Regions from separate parts of the Homo sapiens genome. Here region 2 is linked to region 1. Evidence: read pairs that join two places in POLR2A ChIA-PET (ENCODE). Cell type or tissue: Panc1. All regions are shown on one strand. Links, peaks and the distances in the headings refer to the core of each region. The heading gives the core; the rest is flanking DNA.

Region 1 (8,327 bases), core at 80-8,079:
GTCTCACCTGGCCTGGAACTGGCAATGGGGAAATTGCTGAGGCAGGTGGCTGGCTCCAGGGCCTGGCTTGAAGATGGGCAGGAAGGCACTTACACTGCCCTCTCATGAGCCCCCCGGTACCCCCTTACAGCCCCAGACCCCAGTGATGTTCAGGCTTTTGGAGCAAGCCCTGTTGCTTTCTGCAACCTCTGTGGGTGGACTCGGACTCCTGACTGGTCACTTGCGGAAGAGAAGACCAGCGGCTCCTCTCCCTCTCGCAGGAGACTGAAGGCTGCCACCTCTGAGACCTCCTACCCTTTGGCTCCCCTTCTGGGAACCATGTGAAAGTGGCTGTCATGAGCCACATCCTGTCCAGCTGAAGTCCTGCTTGATGTTGGCAGAGGATGTGGTCGTTCAGAGCTGGGAGGACAGACCAGACACCAAGCAAGACCAAGAACTCTCCACTATTTCTGACTCTGGATGAGCGGGGTGCAGGGTCTTGAGGAGTAACTGGGGAACGGGACTGCAGAGACTACAATTCCCTCAGGGAATGTGGCTGTGGGATGAGAGTAGGGACACAGCTGAAGAGGTTCATGGGGTTGAAGGAGTTTCTTGTTTTTGTTTGTTTTCAACACGTAAAAGTCTTGAGCCCATTTAAAAGGCCATGGAGCTAGGCGCGGTGGCTCAGGCCTGCAATCCCAGCACTTTGGGGGGCTGAGGTGGGCGGGTCACATAAGGTCAGGAGTTCGAGGCCAGCATGGTGAAACCCTGTCTCTACTAAAAATACAAAAATTAGCTGGGCGTGTTGGCAGGTGCCTGTAATCTCAGCTACTTGGGAGGCTGAGGTGTGAGAATCGCTTGAACCTGGGAGGCAAAGGTTGCAGTGAGCCGAGATGGCACCACTGCACTCCAGCCTGGGCAACAGAATGAGACCCCGTCTCAAAAAAAAAAAAAAAAAAGAAAAGAAAAGAAAAGAAAAGGCTATGGAGAAGGATTAGTGGAGCAATGGATGTTGACCACAGAAGAGAGACAGTGGTCCTAAGCGCTTGGGAAGGGTGGGCTCTGAGACTCAGGTGGAGGCAAGCAGGGGATGGGTCTTTTGTTTTTAAACTGGAGGTGCTCTTCCCACGAGTCCTTCCACGTGCTCTTTGAATTAAAAGGCAAGGTCATCTGATGAAAAGAGGGGAGATGTCAGAGTCAGAGGTTTGAGAAGTGCAGAGGTCTCAAATGTGCCCAGGAAACATGGAATTAGACCCAAGTCCACACGATAATTCAGTACGTAATAAATCTGCCACTTCCACTGGTGTTGGCGTAACTGGAATACCATCTGCCTAGAGGAAAAATTATATTAATATCTTTTTTTTTTGAGACAGGGTCTCACTCTGTCACCCAGGCTGGAGTGCAGTGGTGTGATCATGGCTCACTGCTCCCAGGTTCAGGTGATACTCCTGTCAGTCTCCTGAGTAGCTAGGACCACAGGCACACACCACCACTCCTGGCTAATATTTTTAGACTATTATTTGTAGAAATGGGGTGTCACTATGTTGCTCAGGCTGATCTTGTGCTCCTGGAATCAAGTGATCATCCTGCCTTGGCCTCCAAAAGTGCTGAGATTACAGGCATGAGCCACCACGCCCAGCAATACCTCATGTCTTATATTAAAATACATTTCAGGTGGATCAAATATGTTAATGTAAAAAGTGAAATATGACAGTACTAGAAGAAAATATGGAAAATTTATTTTATAACTTAAAGTTGGAAAGAGCTTTTTAAATTTAATTTTTATTTATTTATTTTTTCCAAGACAGAGTCTTGCTCTGTTGCCCAGAGCTGGAGTGCAATGGCGCGATCTCGGCTCACTGCAACCTCCGCCCCCCAGGATCAAGCAATTCTCCTGCCTCAGCCTCCCTAGTAGCTGGGATTACAGGCATGCGCCACCAGGCCCGGCTGATTTTTGTATTTTTAGTAGAGACGGGGTTTCATCATGCTGGCCAGGCTGGTCTCAAACTCCTGACCTCGTGACCCACCCGCCTCGGCCTCCCAAATTGCTGGGATTACGGGTGTGAGCCACCACGTCCAGTCTTGTTTTTAATTTTTAAATTTTCAGTGCTTTTTGGGTAGGAGAGGACTTTCTAAGAATAACGACATAGTACCTAGAAGCCATTAAGGAAAAGATGGAAAATTTACATTAAAATATCACTGTATCACAGAAAAATTATGAACAAAGTCAAAAGATAGATGACAAATGGAAAAATATTTTCAGTGCATATCAGATAAATGTCTTTAATGAACCCCTTCAACAAATAAGTAAAAGTCAATCCCATTTTAGTAGGTGTCGCAATGGAAAAAAAGACAAAGACAAAGACAAATAAGCCAATAGAAAAATAGGCAAAGGATATGAACCAACCGCGAAGCAGGCTCACCGTGCGCGGCTTACCAACTTGTCGGCATCTGGTGAGACGGAACACACTCACATGTACCCAGTTACACGATGAGGATTTATTACAGATTGGCAGCAAGGGGCAACAGAGGCCTAGGATTCATTCAGAGCCAGTTCCCCAGGCTCAGGCCAGCTGCCCAGGGCTGATGGAATCTTGACTTCATGCGTCCCACCTGCACCATGGCTGAAGAACCCTGAAAAGCAGCCTGCCCTGAGCTTTATGCTCTGTGAGTGGCTGAGCTACAGTGTTGAAGGACACCCTGTTTCTTTTCTTTTTTTTTTTTTTGAGACAGAGTCTCGCTCTTGTTGCCCAGGCTGGAGTACAGTGGTGCGATCTTGGCTCACCGCAACCTCCACCTCCCGGGTTTAAGCAATTCTTCTGCCTCAGCCTCCCGAGTAGCTGGGATTACAGGTGCCTGCCACCATGCCTGGCTAATTTTTTGTATTTTTGGTAGAGACGGGGTTTCACCATGTTGGCCAGGCTAGTCTTGAACTCCTGACCTCAGGTGATCTGCCTGCCTTGGCCTCCCAAAGTGCTGGGATTACAGGCATGAGCCACCCTGTTTCTAAGGCGGAACTGGAACAGAGCCTGAGCAGTTCTGGCCAGCTCCCCCTTATCTCAAGATGTTGCATTTCTAGCACATTCTACAGTTAATTTTCAGAACTACAAGCAAGAAAGATGGGAGAACCGGGCTGGTTTAAGGTCACCTAGAAAATTGTCCTGTACAAATCTTTCTCAGGAAAGGAAATATGAATGATTCAAACACATGAAAAGATGTTAATGTCACTCAGAGTAGGAGAAATGCAAATTAAAACAACACTATGTGCATTTTCTTACCTGTTAGATTGGTGATGATCACCAGGTTTGCTGACACATTTCATGTACCTGCTGTTTGGGACAATTGCCAGGGAGGGTGAGTTGGGAATAGCTAGTTATCTGTTATGGACTGAGTTGCATCCCCTCAAAATTCACACGCTGAAGTCCTAACCTCCAGTACCTCAGAATGTGACTGTATTTGGAGACAGGGTCTTTAAAGAGGGAATTAAGTTAAAATGAGATTGTTAGGGTGGGGCCCTAATCCAATATGACAGATGTCTTTATAAGAAGAGGAAATTTGGACACATACACCCATAGAGTGAAACTAACTCTGCCAACATCTTAATCTCAGACTTCAGCCTCAGACTGTGAGGAAATAAATTTTCCGTTGTTTAAGCCACCCAGTCTGTGGTTCTCTGTTATGGCAGCCCTAGCAAACTAATACACCAGCAACCTTGAAACTGACCTGAAAATTTGACTTCTAGTAACTTATACTACAGATAGACTGGCATGTGTTCCTGGCATGTGCAGGATATGCGAGGGTATTGTTTGTAGCAGTCAGGGTTCAATCAAGAAAACAGAAGCCACTCTAGGTATTTTGAGCAGAAAGAGAAGCATTGGAAGGGCTGGGAGAGGAAAGGCCAGGAAAGTTCTAGAAGTTAGGAGATGGCAGGGAAGTCATCACCAGTGATCCTCGGTGCTGGCAGGGCCAAAGCACATGATGCCCAGGGGGACACCTGGAGCTGCCGGAAGCTGTCACCAAGGATCTCAGGCTGGTCTCGAACTCCTGACCTCAAGTGATCCGCCAGCCTTGGCCTCCCAAAGTGCTGGGATTACAGGTGTGAGCCACTGTGTCTGGCTGGATCTCAGCTGCTTATAGCACTGCAGTGGGGGTCATGCAGGGTGATGCCCAGAAGCCGAGGAAAGGAGTCTGCCATGAGTTTTGCTGCCTAACCATAGTAGCTGCTGGAGACCAATGGCTTCTGCTTCCTTCATGGGCAGAATTCAGCCTAGGACATACTGGAAAGGGGCTCTGGAAATGCAGGGAGATGTAGAAGGGGATGGGAGTGATGTTACATTAACAAGGACTGATCTAGCACCGTCCATCCACAGAGGCTGGTTAAATACACCATGGTTTGTTCAGACGGAACACCAAGCAGCTTCAAATGGAATGCAGAAACTCCGCATTTTCTGCCCGGTGACCCTCAGCAGTGTGGGTGGCCAAATGGGTGGCCCACAGACTCTGAGAAGGCCCGGAAAGGTTGTGAGGACAGAGCCCTGACCGAGGGACAAAGCAGTCCCTGTCAACCTGGATAACAGCCTCAGCCCTCCTAGTCCCCAGAGTGAGAGGAGCGGGGCCAAGAAACAAGCACTTTTAGCAACACCAAGGGCTTCAAAAGTTCTGTCTGGAGCAAGAACAGGAGCCAGCCTGGGACTGGGGTCTCCGTAGGCCACTGCTTTTCCTCCAGCGCCAGTGAGGTGAGGCTGGCACTCAGGCTGGTCAAGGAATGCAGAGGAAGACAAGTCCCCCATTCATCCCCTGAAAAGGGGGCTGCACCTGGCGCAGGAGTGTGTCCAGGCTGCTGGGGTGCTGGGGCCCTGCCCTCTCCTTCACCCCCAGATTTCAGTCCAGATGACCCTTTATGAGCTCATGCTCTTTGTCTGCTACTTTTTTTTTTTTTTTTTTTTTTTGAGACAAGGTCTTGCTCTATTGCTCAGGCTGGAGTGTAGTGGCACGATCATAGCTCACTGTAACCTTGAACTCCTGGGCTCAAGCGATCCTTCTGCCTCAACCTGCTGAGTAGCTAGGGCTACAAGGGTGCACCACCGCGTTGGCTGATTTTTGAATTTTTTGTAGAGATGGAGTCTCACGATGTTGCCCAGGCTTGTCTGGAACTCCTGGGCTCAAGGGAGCTTCCCAAAGTGCTGGGATTACAGGGTGAGCCACTGCACCCAACTGCCTGCTACTTCTTGTTTTATGGAGGTCCTTTTGGTTTCTCTTTTTTCCTTTTTGAGACAGGGTCTTGCTCTGTCATCCAGGCTGGAGTGTAGTGGTGCAAACATGGCTCACTACAGCCTCGACTTCCTGGGCTCAAGCGATCCTCCTGCCTCAGCTTCCCTGATAGCTGGAACCACAGGTGTGCACCACCACGCAGGGCTCATCTTTTAAATTTTTTGTAGAGATGGGTCTCCCAGGCTGGTCTTGAACTCCCAGGTTCAAACAATCCTCCCACCTGGGCCTCCCAAAGTGTTGGGATTACAGGTGTGAGCCATTGTGCCCAGCTACTTCTTGTTTTTTAATTTTAAAACACATAGGTCGAAATTGTTTTGTTTGTGTGTGACTTTAGACACACATTGTTCAATCTAGCACACCTACCATTCTGAGTTACCTGGCTCCTCCTAGCTTTTCTGTTTAAGTTGGCTTATCTTTTCCTGGCTATCTCATTCCTTTACCTTTATTATTTCACTTCTGTATCTTTTTTTTTTTTTTTTTTTTTGAGACAGAGTCTCTCTCTGTCGCCCAGGCTGGAGTGCACTGGCGCGATCTCGGCTCACTGCAAGCTCCGCATCCCGGGTTCACGCCATTCTCCTGCCTCAGTCTCCCGAGTAGCTGGGACTACAGGCGCCCGGACCGCGCCCAGCTAATTTTTTTTTGTATTTTTTTTAGTAGAGACGTGGTTTCACCATGTTAGCCAGGATGGTCTCGATCTCCTGACCTCGTGATCCACCCGCCTCGGCCTCCCAAAGTGCTGGGATTACAGGTGTGAGCCACCGCGCCCGGCCCACTTTCGTATCTTTTTTTCCTTGAATTTTGCACGTCCTTTGGCAATTTCAACCCTTGGGTATTTTAGCTGAATTACGGTTTATCCTTTTAATTTTTGTGCATCTGGTTTCCTCTGTGTCAAATTACTTACTTCGGTGGAGGATCCTGGGGTGGAGGGAACACGAAGCTTCTCCCTCTGACTCCGCTGCAAGGTCCCCAACCCCAACATCAGAGGGAAGGGCCTGACCCCACAGGTCTTGGGGGACAGCCACAGTTAGCCCTACCATGCAGCACGTGCCCTAAGGGAGCCTTCTGGTCCACAGCTGGTCAGCAATGCCCCTGAGTTACTCAGGGGGAACCTAGATGGTCCTAGAAGGGTCAGAGGCACCAGTGGTGGGTGAGCAACAGTAACCTGTGTGCAGAGTCAATGACACTGACGAGAAGGTAGTGGGTGAGGTTCAGCCGTGGAGGGAATCACCCAGGAGACAAACCCAATGGGTATTATCACCCAGGATAATTTGAGAAGAGAAGGCCGGATCTGCCCCTGACAGGGAGACCACTGATCAATAGTGAAGCAGGATAGTTCCTTGAGCCCTTCTCAGGACTTTGGACAGGGGTGCCTAGTTTACTTAGCCCACTGCTCTCAACTGCTGGTGGGAGGGAGCACACAGCAAACGAGGCGGGAACTGGAGCGCAGGAGTGCTGGAACCAGCCAGCTGTTTCAGTGCGGGCGGGATCAGACTCCACTCTCTCAGATCCACCGCATTCCGACCCTCGTGAAAGGGAGCACACAGTTGAGCAGGTGCAGGAGCTGGAGCGAGCGCTTTTGGGCGCCGGCAGCAGTGAACTTCGTTCAGGCCCCACAACAGCGTCCAGGCAGGGTGCCTGCGACTCCCGGGGCCCCGGAGGCCATGTTAGAGTGCTCTTTTAGCTCTGCTGTCCACGGACGGCTTAAGTGTTAACAGCTCTCAGTGGGCCCATGGCTGCCCTCTGCTAGCGAGGGCGAAGGGCCAGTGTGACAGCCTTTCGTATCCACACTTGTGGCTCCTAAGCTCTTGTCCGGCATCCAGGAAAAATGAGGTCACACGAACGAATTGAAGGATAGTAAATGTGGGAGATTTTATTGCCAATGAAAATGGCTCGGTTTGGGCACCGTGGCTCACACCTGTAATCCCAGCACGTTGGGAGGCTGAGGCGGGCGGATCACGAGGTCAAGAGATGGAGACCATCCTGGCCAACATGGTGAAACCCCATCTCCACTAAAAATACAAAAATTAGCTGGGTGTGGTGGCGCGTGCCTGTAGTCCCCGCTACTCGGGAGGCTGAGGCAGGAGAATTGCTTGAACCTGGGAGGCAGAGGTTGCAGTGAGCCGAAAATACAAAAATTAGCTGGGCCTGGAGGGCATGTGTCACTGCACTCCAGCCTGGGCGACAGAGTGAAACTCCTTCTCAAAAAAAAAAAAAAAAAAAAAAAAAAGGCTTTCAGTGGGAAGGGGAGCTGTTAAGGGGGATGTGGGGTAGGTAATCTTCCCCTGAAGTCCGGCCATCTTTGGCAGATTCTTTTTTTTTTTTTTTTTCCCGCCTCATGTCCCTGTCAGTAGGATTTAGGAACAAATGAGGAGCCAAATACCTGAAAGCTATGAGACCAGGATAGCAAGGCGGCTTCTGGCTACAATGCAGTTTGTGGGATTCAGGGGTAATTTAACTGTGCTCTATTTGCTGGCTTTGGGATCAGTGTTATATTAATTTCATACAATGAATTGGAGAGCTTGTCATTTTTTGCCATGGCAAAAATGGGCTCATAGGCTAGAACTAGTTGTTTCTTGGGAGTTTGAAAGACCTTACTGCCTGAAAGAACTTACTGCCCAAATGGTCTCCAGAGACTCTGGGAAGGTGACTGATAACTCTTTCCAATTGTTCCTGGATTATGAGAGCATATGGGTTTTCTTTATTTTTAGAGACAGGGTCTGGCTCTGTCGCACAGGCTGGAGTGCAGTGCGATGGTCACAGCTCACTGCAGCTTTGAATTCCTGGGCTCAAGTGAGCCTCCTACCTTAGCCTCCCTAATAGATGGGAGTACAGGTGTGTGCCACACCTGGCTTCCTTTCTTTTTGACTCTATTCCTTTTGTTTATTTGAACCATACTTTTCTTTTTTTTTTGAGACAGAATCTCACTATGTCACCAAGGCTGGAGTACAGTGGCACAATCTCGGCTCACTGCAACCTCTGCCTCCCGGGTTTAAGCAATTCTCCTGCCTCAGCCTCCCAGGTAGCTGAGACTACAGGTGCATGCTACAATGCCTGGCCAATATTTGTATTTTTAGTAG
Region 2 (8,327 bases), core at 225-8,224, 220 kb after region 1:
GAGTGGGAACGGAAGGGAGGGTGGGAACCAAAGCGACTACAGCAACATGGCAGGGTTGCTGGTATTATAGTCCATTTAAGATCTCTGCACTTGAATCTAAAATGGAATCAGTCTGCACAGTTTTGCAGCTCTTCTCCAGGCACTTTCAGCTATCTGAGTTAGGTTAACCAATGTGAGAGGTTCTTCTAGAAGAGAGAGGAAAGGGAAAACAGTACAACCACGATGGGACACTGGAACTAATCAGGTTAAGAATGGGGGAGGGGAACACACATAAGGCGGCTGCAGAGCAGTGAGGAAGCAGTGGGGTCTGAGACCTGCTGAAGGAGGCACATTCCAGTGAGTGTGAAAGATGGAAAGGAGTGGGCAGAGAGTGGGACAGATGCCTGAAGGCAAGACTTTGAAGGTGACTAGTACTAAAAAGCTCCCGACCACGGGAGTGGGCAGATGAGGAGGATGGAGGAAAGAGACGCCTGCAAGTAAGGAGGATGAAGAAACTGGAGGGGCCAGGATGTGGAAACCCCCAAAAGTGAAGTAAAAGAGATGAAGGGATAGGCAGCCAGCCGGGTGCTGGAGGCTCCAAGGGAACTGGAGAGACTTGCCCTGGGAAGTGGCTACCTCAGGGAGGGCTGGCAAGGGGTATGGCATCTGCCATGTGCTTCAAAGGAGCTGGGGTTTGTGAAGGAGTGGGTAGTGATCTGGAAGCAGTAATGAGGAGCAGGGAGGACACCTCCCCATGCACCACACCAGCCCTGCCAGATGCAAAAGGGGAGAGAAGAAAGGCAGCTGCTCCTGGGGGACACCCACCTCTCCAGCCTTTTTCTGGACCATGCCTCCAATCCATCCACCTCCCCCTACCTGATCCCTCTCCTTGCTCCCTTCCACCAATCCCACACTGGACCCTGCCAACAGCGAACTCCTGGCCATTCCCCCATGCAACAAGCTCTTCCAGGATCCTAAGCCTGTGGTTGATGTATGCTCTGCCCCCCCAGGCAAACATGACTCATGATTCTAAGCCAAGCCAGATTTAATCTCTTTTCAAGAAGTCTTCCATGAAAAACCCCTCCCTTCTTTCCCTACCAAGGCTTTTTTTTTTTTTTCTTTTTCTGAGATGGAGTTTAGCTCTGTTGCCCAGGCTGGAGTGCAGTGGCGGGATCTCGGCTCACTGCAACCTCCACCTCCTGGGTTCAAGTGATTCTCCCACCTCAGCCTCCCAAGTAGCTGGGGTTATAGGCATGCGCCATGACGCCCAGCTAATTTTGTTGTTTTGAGATGGAGTTTCACTTTTGCCGCCCAGGCTGGAGTGCAAAGGTGCAATCTGGCTCACTGCAACCTCTGCCTCCCAGGTTCAAGTGATTCTCCTGCCTCAGCCTCCCAAGTATATGGGATTACAGGCGTCCGCCACCAACGCCCAGCTAATTTTTGTATTTTTAGTAGAGACAGGGTTTCACCAGGTTGGCCAGGCTGGTCTTGAACTCCTGACCTCAAGCGATTCACCCACCCAAAGTGCAGGGATTACAGGCATGAGCCACTGCACCTGGCACTTCTTATAACCCTGTTCACAAAGACAGGGAGCTGTATTTCAACTTCATATCCCCAGAACCTAACAGAGTGTCTAGTAAGCAAGAAAGGTACTCAAGGCATATAATGAATAAATGAAGCCGGAGCTGAGGGGATGTCATTTTAAAGGCCCTGGAACGGGAAAAGTGAGTTTCTGAGAATTTGAAACCTTGAGGCCAACCTCAAGGCCTTTGCGCATATTACTCTCTCCGCCTAGAACACTCTTCCCTCTCTTCACCTGGTTAACCACTGTGCCTAATAAACATCACCTCCTTAGAGTAGACCTCCCTAAGCCGTTTAAATAGTATCTGCTGTGATCAACTGTCATTGAATGTGAGTGCTGCTGGGTATCCTATTACTCAACATTCTTAGAAATTACAGAATTGGCCAGGCACAGTGGCTCACACCTGTAATCCCAACACTTTGGGAGGCTGAGGCAGGCGGATCACCTGAGGTCAGGAGTTCGAGACCAGCCTGATCAACATGGTGGAACCCCATCTCTACTAAAAATACAAAAATTAGCCGGGCGTGGTGGCGTCTGCACCTGTAATCCCAGCTACCAGGGAGGCTGAGGCAAGAGAATCGCTTGAACCCAGGAGGTGGAGGTTGCAGTGAGCCGAGATCATGCCACTCCACTCCAGCCTGAGCGACAGGGAAAGACTCCGTCTCAAAAAAAGGAAAAGAAAAAGAAATTACAGAATTTTCTCTAAACTTTTATATCATAATAGGTATCATTTATTGAAGGTATATGGTATGCCAGGCAATGTGCAAAATGTTTTACATTTAACCTTCATAGTAAACCTGACAGGTGAATATAGTTTATATTTTCCCATTCCAGATGAGGCAATTTGAGGCCCAGGAAGTCTGACACACTCCCAACAGCCACAGTAAGTGACTAAGCGGCTGAAAAGAACCACTACACAGTATTTCCCAAAGTCTGGACCACCTAAATCAGAATCAGCTGGCACGCTTGTGCAAATGAAAATTCCTGCCTCCACCCTGGTCTTACTGAACACCGTGGCAGGCACCATGCCCAGAAATCTGCCTTTTAAACAAGCTCCCTGAGTGACTTTTACACACTCTCAAGTTTGAGAACCAGTGCTCTCCTTTATGCGGAAACTAAGAAAAACTTTTCCAGTTACATTTGGGGATTGCAGCGGCAGCTTTTGAATTCCTATATAAGAAAGATTTAGGGCCCACAAACGGGTGGGATTATGGGATTTGTATGGAAGCCGAATCTGCATAGCACGCATCCTGTTTTTCCTAAGATTAGGTGAAGTCTGGACTTCAACTGGGTGCCTCAGGAACGCGGCTAGCAGATGGAGATTATCAGGGGGATCTAAATCCCGGATAACCCGCTCGCGCCGCCACCACCAGCTGGATGGCTTGAGGGACCCCCTCCAAGTATGGCCCACTGCAGCAAAGATCAGGGACTACTTGCGGGAAGCAGCTGGGCCTGTCCTTTCTTGGGATGTCCAGGCGGCCGCCTCGGCCCTTGCCGAAGAAAGATCCCTGGACCGCAGGCGAGAAGTGGTAGCATCCGGCGGCGGCGGAGCGGGCGCGTCGGGTTTTTCCTCGGAACAAGAGGTCCGCAGAGCCTCGGCCCTCCAAACGCACCGCTGCTCCTCCCAGCACCAGGACGGCGGGCGGAGGGTGGCCCGGCTGCATCCGGGGACGCGCTTACCTGCTGCTCGGCCGCGGACACTCGCGCTATCCCAGCCCGGCCGCCACCTCCGCAGCCGTCACCCGGGCAACCGCCGCCGCCACCCCGGCGTCACGTGGGGGCGGCGCAGCCAATCGCGCGGGGCGCCGCCGACGCGGAGCAGCCTGGGAGGGAAGGTGGGCGACCCCGAAACTTCCTGGCGGCGGAAGTGAGGGTCCACAGCCCAGCAGTGGTGAAGGTTCACGCGCTGGATGACCGCGTCTTCTGTGGTCCTCTCCACCACTCCACTTTCGTTCGTTCATTCATTCGTTCATTTCCCTTTCGTTGCGCCAGTCGCTGCGCCGGCTCTCGGGATGAGCCGGAGCAGGCTCAACCCCTTGTCTCAAGGAGCTCGTGGTCGCGTAGAGAACACAAACTAGGACAGTGTGGTGTCCGTGGGGAAAGAGTCAGGCATGGTTATTCCCATCTTAAAGGAGGGACCTGGGGCCACCTTAGAACCAAAAGTGACGCCCAAGATGTGCATTAAAGCTCCGGGGACCAGGGTCCCGCCCCACTGCAGCGGTTTCCAAGGATTTCAGAGAAACTTTTTGTTTTCCATGTCAAATGTGGGCTATTAAAAATAAATCAGGAGCACACGTCTTCCCTCTCTTTGCACCTGATGCTTTTGAACTGAAGTTCATCAGCACTGAATGAGCACTTGCTAGTCACCCAACTTTGTGCTGGAGGGTGAAGAGATGGCCATGGATAGAAAATCCCTCCCCTCCAGGCGTTGAGATTCCGTGGGAGTCTCTCGTTGCCACCTCAGTGTTTCCACCTCCATGCTTCCAAGAAGGAGGAGGCTACCAGGGCCAGAGACAGGGAATGGGGCACGGAGAAGGTAGGTCAGCTCGCCTTTGAAGAAGCCCTAAGATGGGCTGTGGCCACCACTTCCCCAGTCCCCAACCCTGCCAGTGGATTGTCTTCCAAAAGAAAAAAAGCTGTATTTAGTAGAAGAGAGCCCTATCTTCTGTCCAGGTAATATGGATTGAAAATAAATCTTCAATCCATGGCCATAATATTTATCGTCAACACAACTGTATGCCGGGAGATGCCAGACAAAATATAGAACACACAGTTAAATGTAAATTTTAGATAATGTTTTAGTGTAAGTAAATCCCAAAAACTGCTTCATTTTATTGTGCATGTAGGATGTTATATTGTTCTGTATTTTTGTTTGCAAAACGTGCAGCCTATATGTGTGCCCAGCATTGTGCTAAGTGAATCATATAGATTGTTTTCTTTAGTTCTCACACCAGGCCCGGCACGGTGGCTCACACCTGTAATCCCAGCACTTGGGAGGCCAAGGCAGATGGATCACCTAAGGTCACAAGTTTCAGACCAGCCTGGCCAACATGGTGAAACCTGTCTCTACTAAAAATACAAAAATTAGCTGGGCGTATTGGCATGTGCCTGTAGTCCCAGCCACTCGGGAAGCTGAGGCAGGAGAATCCTTGAACCCGGAAGATGGAGGTTTCAGTGAGCCGAGATCACGCCACTGTACTCCAGCCTGGGCAACAGAGTGAGACTCTGTCTCAAAAAAAAAAAAGTTTTTAATTCTCACACCACATCTATGAGATGAATAATATTTTCAGCATTTTACTGATTGACAATGTTGTAATTAACCTGAGCTGTGTGCTCTTAGAAAACAGCCACAGTTAAGAAATCTCACCCACGCACCCCCAAACCTTTTGTTTTCTAAAATCCTCCACACTTTTGTGTTCTGGGAAGTAGCTTATCAGAAAGAACTACCCTTCCACATATGACTTCATCAGACCCACAGTCCTGTCTTTCTCATGCCTCCCATATGATGCACGGATGACCCCCTTGTTTACCTGTGACAAGGACAAATGCAGACCTTTTCCCTTCTGCCTGAGTCTGCCGGCAAGGCCAAGGACAGACTTTTCAGCTTCTCATTCTTTGTCTCATGGTTGATTAGCTGAGATTAGAGCTGTCTGTTTTGTCTTTGGCAAGATGAACAACATGAGGCATACGGGATTAAGAAACTCCTCAAAGTTTACACCACTGAGGAGACCAGGACTAAACCCAGGTCTCCGTGTCTCTGGACCCTGGGCTCTGAGCTGCCGTGAACACCCCACCTGCTTTGCTTTCCCTCCTGAGTGCATTTGCCTGACTGCCGGGATTATGGTCATTGTGGTGGCTATTGTCTTTGTCTGTCTACCTCCCCTCTCCCTTCTGGTAACATACCCCATCCCTCACCACAGGATGGGCAGATGGTCCAAACTGGACCAATCTTACCCCATCCCTCTGGCCTCAGTGATGGGTCCAGGATGGGCATGTGAGCCAAGCAAAGCCAATGATAGTCCTTCCCTGGGATTTTGCTGTTGAAGTGTGGTCAGGTTATTGTAAAGTGAGACTCCAGGGCAGCCTACAGCATTCACTACATGGGAAAGACTGAGAAGATGAAGCCATTACCTAGAGAAATGCAAAGAAAGTGCTGGGGACATCAAATCCCTGGTCCCAGGATCTGAGTTCCCTGGAGCTGCACTTATTCTTACAGCTCCTCCAGCATCCTTCCAATCAACTGTCTTTTAAATTTTTTATTTTTTTGAGACAGGGTCTTACTCTGTCACCCAGGCTGGAGTGCAGTGGCGCAATCTCAGCTTGCTGCAACCTCTGCCTCCTGGGCTCAAACAATCCTCCCACCTCAGCCTCCCTCATAGCTGAGATTACAGGCATGTGCCACCACGCTCAGCTAATTTTTGTACTTTTTATAGAGACGGAGTTTTGCCATGTTGCCCAGGCTGGTCTCAAACTCCTGAGCTCAAGCCATCTGCCTGCCTCAGCCTCCCAAAGTGCTGGGATTATACATATTACTGCACCCGACTTCAACCATCTTTTTAATTTCAACTAGTTTGGACCTGCATGGTGGCTCATGCCTGTAATCCCAGCACTTTGGGAGGCCAAGGTGGGAGAATTGCTTGAGGCCAGGAGTTTCAGACCAGCCTACACAACATAGCAACATCCATCTGTACAAAAAAAAAAAATCCGTCTGTACAAAAAAAAAATTATTTTAATTAATAAACTGGTTCAAGTTGGGTTTCTGTCACTTGCAACCAAAAGAGACCAGACTAACATAGACACAATTTCTATATGTCTGTTTGAGATAGGAAAAACCAAACTGACTGCTTTTACTCTTCTCACACTCAACACATTTTTTTTTTTTTGAGACAGAGTCTAACTCTGTTGCCCAGGCTAGAGTGAAGTGGCACAGTCATAGCTTGCTGCAGCCTCAGCTTCCAGGCTCAAGTGATCCTCCTGCCTCAGCCTCCCAAGTAGCTGCTGGGACCACAAGCACGCACCACTATGCTCGGCTTTTTCTTTTTTTTTTTTTCCTTAGAGGTGGGGTCCCACTTTGTTGCCCAGGCTGGTCTCGAACGCCTAGGCTCAAGCGATCCTCCCGCTTTGGCCTCCCAAAGTGCTGGGATTATAGGTGTGAGCCACCATGCCCGTCCTCAACACAATGCTTCTGACAGCAGATGTGTGGAGGTTTTTCCTTACACACTAAGCAACTATCCAGCAGACACTAACTGGTTGTCCTACAATTCAATTCTGATACTAGCTAATGACTGGAGTTAGAATCAGATCCCATAGGTCAAAGGCTCAGTCCCACAAGACTGTCCCCCACCTCAGATGCCAGTCAAAAGTAGCAGTTGTCATCTGTACTTCTAACCAAATGGCTATAAATGAGGGTTCCATTAATTTACTAGGATGGCTCATAGAAGGAAACACTCACATGTACTGGCTCATTATAAAGAATGTGACAAAGGTTACAGATAAACAGCCAGATGAGATGGTACCCAGGGCAAAGGATGGGGGCGCAGACCTTCCATGCCCACTCCAGGTACCTCCATGGTTCAGCAGTCTAGAAGCTCTTCAAACGCTGTGGTTGAGGGATTTTTACAGAGGCTTCGTAATGCAGGCACAATCGATTGTTATTATTATTATTATTATTTTTGAGACGGAGTTTCACTCTTTGTTGCCCAGGCTGGAGTGCAATGGTGCAATCTCAGCTCACTGCAACCTCCGCCTCCGGGGTTCAAACGATTCTCCTGCCTCAGCCTCCCAAGTAGCTGGGATTACAGGCATGCGCCACCACGCCCAGCTGATTTTGTATTTTTAGTAGAGACAGGGTTTCTCCATGTTGGTCAGGCTGGTCTCGAACTTCCGATCTCAGGTGATCTGCCTGCCTTGGCCTCCCAAAGTGCTGGGATTACAGGCGTGAGCCACTGCGCCTGGTCGGCACAATCAATTATCAACTCAATCTCTGGCTTTTCTCCCCATCCCAGAAGATGGGGATGGGGCTGAAAGTTCCAAGCTTCTAACCTTGGCTTGGTTTTTCTGGTGACCAGCCCACCAAGAGTCATCTCATTAGAATACTAGATGTTCCCATCACCCATGAAATTCCAAGGGATTAGGACCCTTTATCAGGAGCAAGGGACAAAGACCAAATAGAACAAAAAGATCCACCTAGTGCCCCATCACTCAGGAAATGACAAGAATTTTAGGAGCTCTGTGCCAGGAGCCAGGGGCAGAGATCAATTATATATTTTTCCTTTCTTTTTCTTTCTTTCTTTTTTTTTTTTTTTTTGTTAGACAGAGTTTTGCTGTTGTCACCCAGGCTGGAGTGCAGTGGTGCAATCTCAGCTCACTGCAACCTCTGCTTCTTGGGTTCAAATGATTCTCCTGCCTCAGCCTCCCGAGTAGCTGTGATTACAGGTGCGTGCCCCCCACGCCCACCTAGTTTTTGTATTTTTAGTAGAGACAGGGTTTCACCATGTTGGCCAGGCTGGTCTCGAACTCCTGACCTCAGGTGATCTGCCCGCCTCAGCCTCTCAAAGTGCTAGGATTACAGGTGTGAGCCACCGTACCCGGCCTAATTATATATTTTTCTTATTTCACAATGTCATATCAACTAAAAGTGGCCTCAGCAATGGGGGTGGTGGTTCATTTTCTTATAATAAATACAGAAGTAGCTGGCTTCTTACCAGCAGCTCAAGTTGTCAAGGATCTGGGTTGGTTCTGAATTGTATCATCCCCGTGACTAGGT

Evidence for each region. ChIA-PET counts read pairs that join two places held together with the same protein. Peaks named below come from ENCODE experiments on the same cell type or tissue, not always from the same donor. Only the 100,000 strongest peaks of a DNase experiment are listed, where the experiment ranks them.
Region 2: POLR2A ChIA-PET joins it to region 1 with 12 read pairs; 5 of 35 experiments call an interaction of 5 or more read pairs at or near these places.

The regions. Positions count from the first base shown.
Region 1 is chr2:231,417,498-231,425,824 of GRCh38, reverse strand. No RefSeq gene overlaps it. Among named protein-coding and RNA genes, the nearest start is that of B3GNT7, 26 kb to the right of the region's middle. RefSeq lists enhancers at 4,922-5,422, 6,884-7,385. In Panc1, for the core only: no CTCF peak of the experiment used is centred there; no DNase peak of the experiment used is centred there; H3K27ac peaks cover 330 bases.
Region 2 is chr2:231,193,613-231,201,939 of GRCh38, reverse strand. It overlaps ARMC9 (armadillo repeat containing 9), which reads right to left and starts at 3,309. Exons shown (of 25, transcript NM_001352754.2): 1 at 3,242-3,309. RefSeq lists a silencer at 3,164-3,503. In Panc1, for the core only: no CTCF peak of the experiment used is centred there; a DNase peak (open chromatin) is centred at 3,380; H3K4me3 peaks cover 3,591 bases; H3K27ac peaks cover 2,062 bases.